Regions from separate parts of the Homo sapiens genome. Here region 1 is linked to region 2. Evidence: chromatin loops called from intact Hi-C (ENCODE). Cell type or tissue: CD4-positive, alpha-beta T cell. All regions are shown on one strand. Each heading gives the region's core, and the rest is flanking DNA. Links, peaks and the distances in the headings are about the cores only. Region 1 overlaps LOC105376214 (a long non-coding RNA gene). Region 2 has its middle 390 kb from the start of ACTL7B.

Region 1 (2,926 bases), core at 188-2,687, 55 kb before region 2:
GAGCCATGATTTTCAACCATCATACTAGGATGTATGATAAATTAAGCCTCTGTAATGCAGAATTTATGGTAGCTCTCCTTAAAAACTCTGTGGCTAGTTACAGTAAATGAGCCTATAGATAATCAAATTTCCATCTTTTTAGACATATTCTATAATGCAGATTTTTACTAATCAAGACTGTCCTTCCTTTCAATGGGAATTAAACTAGCTTTGCTGTATGTCATGGCCCATGAAAAGGGAGTTTCACTGAAGATTATGCATTTAAGAAAACAAGAAATGTCTGAGTCAGTGTTTCTTTTTGACCTCAGTCACCCTGATAAGGCTCTCCCTCCCAGCAAAATCAGACTAGAGCAGTGACATTCCCTTGATCCCCCTGGCTCTGCTCTAGTTCTAAGACATTCGCCGAGAACCCAGACACCAACTGAAGTGGCCAAACATGCAGTTCTCATGTGCCATTTAGCTCATTTTGAGGAAAGCAGCCCTCCTTGGCAGACATCCTTTTGGAACTCCGTTATTCTGAAAATTAAATGAACTAGCCAAATTGTTTTCCGTTCATCCCTGGCCTCTAGCACAATGCCTGGCTCATAGTAATAGCTTAATAAGTCTTCAATGGCTGAGAATGAATTAACAAATGATTTTTCCAGAACACGCAACTATATATATAGTTGAGAGTTCTGGAAAGAGAATTCTGTAGCAAGGAGGGTAAAATCTTCGAAATTACAAAAGTATTCCCAGATAAGGAAGTACTTTCTTCTCAAAGGAAGACTCCCAGCTAAAACCCCAAGGGCAGTGATTTACTGAAAATCTAAACTGTGAGTATTACCATGATTTAGAGGAGAGTTATGTTTCTATATCCCCCTATAGATTATTCACTCTATTCTTAATAGAGTATGTAGCTAACAGTAGCCAGGATCTTTACTAGTTTACACATTTAGCTTTGAAATAATGCCCATTCTTTTCAATGCTTCTTATTTAGCAATATCTTTAACACATATTATTTTTAGTCTTTTTTGTAGTATTTAAGAGCCATTTTTAATCCCTTTGTTTATATATATATATATATATGCACACATGTGTGCACAGATACCTAATAATTCACTTTTTCTGCTAAATTATATGTGATCTATACATATTTAAGCTCTTTCTAATCATTTTATTTTATTAAGCCATATCATTACCTGCTTAATAATGAAAAATTAATATCCAAAACTTTAAAGAAGGAAAGTTTTATGTGAAAAAATTATTTTCTTTATTTCCAAAGGAAGTATTTTTCATTGTTTTGCAAGAAGAGCATATTTCCCTAAAGCCCTACATATTTGTTAAACCTTACCTACACGCAGCATATCAGAAATTCATCCACTCTCTAAAGTGTGGTTATACCTGCTTAATCGCACATATTCAAACAATTTTAATTTAAAAATAAAACAATTTTTTAATGAAGCAGCAAAACATCTTTTCATAATTGAAGCGCAATAGGCGCACAATCAGAATTTTAGTAAAACTAAAAACTGGTAATAAAAATTAAATAAAAGAAGACAGGAAATAATATAAGGTTCTAAAAATTGGTAAGAAAACCATGCCAAATTACCAGCTTTTTTATATATTGCACTTATTATAGTGTAAGTGTTCTTTCCAGAAAAGTGAAGCAATACATTACATTACAAAGAATATAAGAAAAAGAAGAATGTGAAAGCATTTATGATCCAGGAAAAAACATTGTTAAAGTTGTGTAAGTACCCTTCTAATCTCTTATCTATGCACACACATACATACACATAAATAAATGCATAGTTTCCCTTCCCAACATTTAGCTCATATGGAACATACTGTTTTGTAACCTGCCAGGCCTTTTTAAGCCCTGAAATTCAAACTCAAGCCCTTGAGGCAAACTCTTGAAAAAAGGGAGGAACGGGCTTCAATAGAAATCTCACAAGAAAAAGCAAAGGAAGGAAAAATGGAGGGCACATGAGATCAAAGAAGACAGAGGATATGGAACTGAAAGGATATCACAAAGGAAGCAAAAGATAAAGACGGACTTTTTCAATTTAAACCCCATTTTCTAATTTTCTTAATTGCATCAACACTGCGCTATTGTGTGTTTTTAGAAATTCTACTCCTCAATTCAGTCTTCCTCTCCTCCTCTTCCTCCCCCCTTCTCTGTGACTGGGTAGTTCACAGCACAGTGTAGAGATGCCAACTGCTGGAGCCAAATTCAATTCCAAATCCAAACATAAGCAACGTTTGTGAATCGAGATGCTTTGAGGTTCACCCAACTCCAATTTTACCAATTCCCTCCAGGGAAATATTTCTCTTTGAAGCTTCTGTGTACCCAAGTGCATTCTGGGATGGAAGTTTGGGTTTCTGGTGTGGGGCAATTTACGTATAGAATGAATACACTCTGCACCTAACCCTCTTATTACCTCCTGTGTTCCACAGTCTGTGACAATGTATAGTAAAATCAGCACATGAAGGCATGGCTGGAAATCATGCCCCTTTTTGTTCATATGCGTCTAACTTCAAATTTAAAAGGCAAATAAAGAATATTGAATTAGCCCAGATGTTGTAAAGTTGGTATCCATCTTAATTTCTTCAGAAATACTCTTGAACTTCCAAAAAAAAAAAAAAATTGGAAAGGGAAGAGCTTAAAATGAAATTCATTTTAAAATGGTAGTTTTAAAACTGTTAATTGTATCAAACATTGTCTTGCCAATAAACGTCACAGGCCACAAACTGAAACTACAACAAAAATATTTTCTTCCCAAAGAAAATAAGCTGTTCAATTGTGTAAGTTGGAGCATGTTTTTAAATATATGGAACAGGTGGGGGTGCAGTTGAGCAAGTTAAAGGCAATCTACCTGGCCTGAAAGGCCTGAAAGCCCAACTGGAAAAAGAAATAAGCTTGAGCTTAAAGCAAACCTGGAGTTTG
Region 2 (2,926 bases), core at 127-2,626:
TGGAACTACTGCAAATATATAGAGTAATCTTGACACACAAAGGCTGTTTGTCTTACTCTGTTCAATACATCTTTTCAACATCTAACAGAGTGCCTTAAAGTAGTAGTGAGGTAGGAGACCAGCAGGACTTTTTTTCCTAGTCCAGACAGGATGAAGTGGAAAAAACAGCCAGAACCAGCAGGTGGCGCTGAAAGAGATTGCTAGTTGCCCTCATTGCTCATTAGCATAATATATTCCCACCAGTGCCATGACAGTTTACAAATGCCATGGCAATGACCCGAAAGTTACCTCCTGTTTCCATGACAATGACTTCAAAGTTACTACTCCTCTTCTAGAAAGTTCTGCATAAACGACTCCTTGATTTGCATGTAATTAAAAATTAGTATAAATCCAGCTAGCCAATAGCACGAGTGCTAACTCTGGGCACATGGCCTTGAGTTAGCCATTATCCACAAAAAGCAACTCCAATTCAATAAGACATTGCTGTCTAACACCACTGGCTTGCCCTTTGGTTCTTTCCTGGGCAAGCCAAGAACCCTCCGCAGCTAAGCCCCAGTATTGGAGCTCACTTGCCTGCCTGCATCAGCAAAATTTGGTTATGGTTTAATTTGGTGTTGATATAGAGATTAGTTGATAGAAAGATGGAATGGTGTTGAAAGGATGATATGAAATGAACATCTGTGGATTAAATTCTCAGGAAGCAGGAGAGCCTGTCAGGCCTGTTGAAGAAGGAGCCCTGTGAACTGTGGCACTCATCTTCTCTGCCTTCAGCCTGCTTATCTGAGATACGAATTTAACTGCAGGTCGTTGGAGATAGGAGAGAGGAGGATGGAAGAGCTCCTCCCCCACTGACTTCCCTCCATTGGTTAAAGTGTAAAACTCCTCCATTGTATGACCCCATTATGCTTTCTCCACTTCATGTAGTAACATGACCTGCAAAACCTGATGTGTTGTCCATTCCAGACCAATAGCTTTCTATGCCTCAAACCCCCCTTGATCTTTCAAACCTCTGTTGATTCCACTCCCTCATTTAGAATGCCCTTCCATCATTTCTTCTTGCCAAACTTCCAGATCCTCCTAGAAGAACTCAAATGGCATTTCTTTTCAGGACCTTCTTGGATTTTAGCACAGTTAACTAGATCAACCCAGCACAGTCTACATGGTGTCACACTAGATATAAATGTATGCCCCATACAACACACTCGAGGAATTAATTTCGCCTTATTCCTCTCTGTATCCACAGCAGATGCCCCAGAGTCTGGCCCGGGATACTTCTTGTACAGCTGAAAAAAAATAAAATGGGGTGAGATCAGAGTTCCCTTAACCTTGACCTCCGCAGTAGACCATAAAGCAAGTATATGTTCCCCAGGGCGTCGACGCCTTTATCCTCGGCTCCCTTTCTGTTTCTGCTTTAAGTATTAACAAACTCAACACGGCTGTGGTTTGCCTTCCACGGCAATGGAAACTAGATTGGGTTAGAATTATTTTAATACTGAAAATAGGAAGAACACTGGTGAGTCATCCTCCTTAGTCACCATGGGGCCAAAGTTTAGGACAAACCAAGAGGGAACTCTGCCCTTAACCACATCTGAAATGGAAAATGTCCACTGGCTCTCATCCCCACCATCCTTTACCATGATTCTTGGACTGGGTTCCATAGGAAGTGTTATAGAGCTGTTTTCCATTGGCATCGAGGTGAAGCATGGGTGGAATGTACCACAGTGACGAAAAGGCAAGCAGTGAGGGTGCAACACAAGGTCCTAGAGTCACAGCCCTATTGTCAGCCGTCTTTTCCTGGTGTTTCTGTGGCCTGTCTCTAAAGGTACCAAATGCTTAGAAGGCTGAGTTGTAACCACCAACATTATTGTGTACACATATCTGTCCCCTTTCTCCTCGCAACAAGAGCAGAGAAACTCTAAAATTAAGACAAACGAATTGGTACACTCTCATGAGTTAACATGTATCTATTGAGGGCCTATTATGAGCCAGGAGTTAGGCATAGAGGATACCATGGTAAGCAAATATATCCACAGCCCCTACCATCATGGCAAATAGCATTGGCATGAGTAGAGTGAACCCTGGAACCAAATCGCCCATCTAACCTGATTATCAACTCTGCCATCTGTAATCCACAGAACCTTGAATAAATGGATTAGCCTCTCTATGCTTCAGTTTCCTCATCTGGAAAATGGGAAGGATAATAATAAATATCTACCTTTTAGAGTCATTATAAACACTAAATAACACATGTAAAGCTCCTGAAAAATAGTAAACTCTCAGTAAATTTTAGTCATTTGCATTTTAGTGAAGGACACAAACATTAACCAAAATGACATCGAAAGAAACCGACGTGATTATAAATGAGCTACAAGTGGTATGATAGTGAAGGTGAACACTAGGCATGCCTATATGAGACTGGTGATCAAAAAAGACTTCCCTGGGGAAGTATATTGAAAAGGTGGGGTAGGAGTTGTTTAAGGCAGAAGCTCTGCGGTGAAGAATACAGAACACATTCCAGAAACTGGAAAAGCAACGGAGCATCTCCCACAAGGTTTAAGGAGCCTGCTCCAACATGACATGAACAGATGAGCTCACATTGGATGGAAAGAGCACCCACACAGCACGCTCAGAGGGAGTCCGCAAAGGATGCACAGTTGGCCCAGGTGCAGGTCTCCATGCTCCTCTACAACACAGGGCCCAATTTTCCACCCTGGACTCTGAGTGGTTTGGAATTATCACTGGAACCCTTGCGCAAAAACTGTTCAATGCTATTTTAGTGTGTTAGAGTATCTGTATGTGTTTCACAGAGTAAGAGAAAGGCAGGCACCTGAGTAAGGAGGAAATAGTCTGATCTCACTCTCCCTGCCCATAATTGGCCACTCCTTGCCTATGGCCATCACTTTCCCTATGGGCCCCTGAGGGAGAG

The links. Hi-C counts contacts between places; a loop is a spot of excess contacts. Peaks named below come from ENCODE experiments on the same cell type or tissue, not always from the same donor. Only the 100,000 strongest peaks of a DNase experiment are listed, where the experiment ranks them.
Region 1: it touches region 2 in a loop (4-fold over the local background); 3 of 110 quality-filtered maps call a loop at or near these places.

The regions. Positions count from the first base shown.
Region 1 is chr9:108,413,701-108,416,626 of GRCh38, forward strand. The region is part of intron 1 of LOC105376214 (a long non-coding RNA gene); the gene reads right to left. Among named protein-coding and RNA genes, the nearest start is that of ACTL7B, 440 kb to the right of the region's middle. In CD4-positive, alpha-beta T cell, for the core only: no CTCF peak of the experiment used is centred there; no DNase peak of the experiment used is centred there.
Region 2 is chr9:108,468,351-108,471,276 of GRCh38, forward strand. No RefSeq gene overlaps it. Among named protein-coding and RNA genes, the nearest start is that of ACTL7B, 390 kb to the right of the region's middle. In CD4-positive, alpha-beta T cell, for the core only: no CTCF peak of the experiment used is centred there; a DNase peak (open chromatin) is centred at 1,481.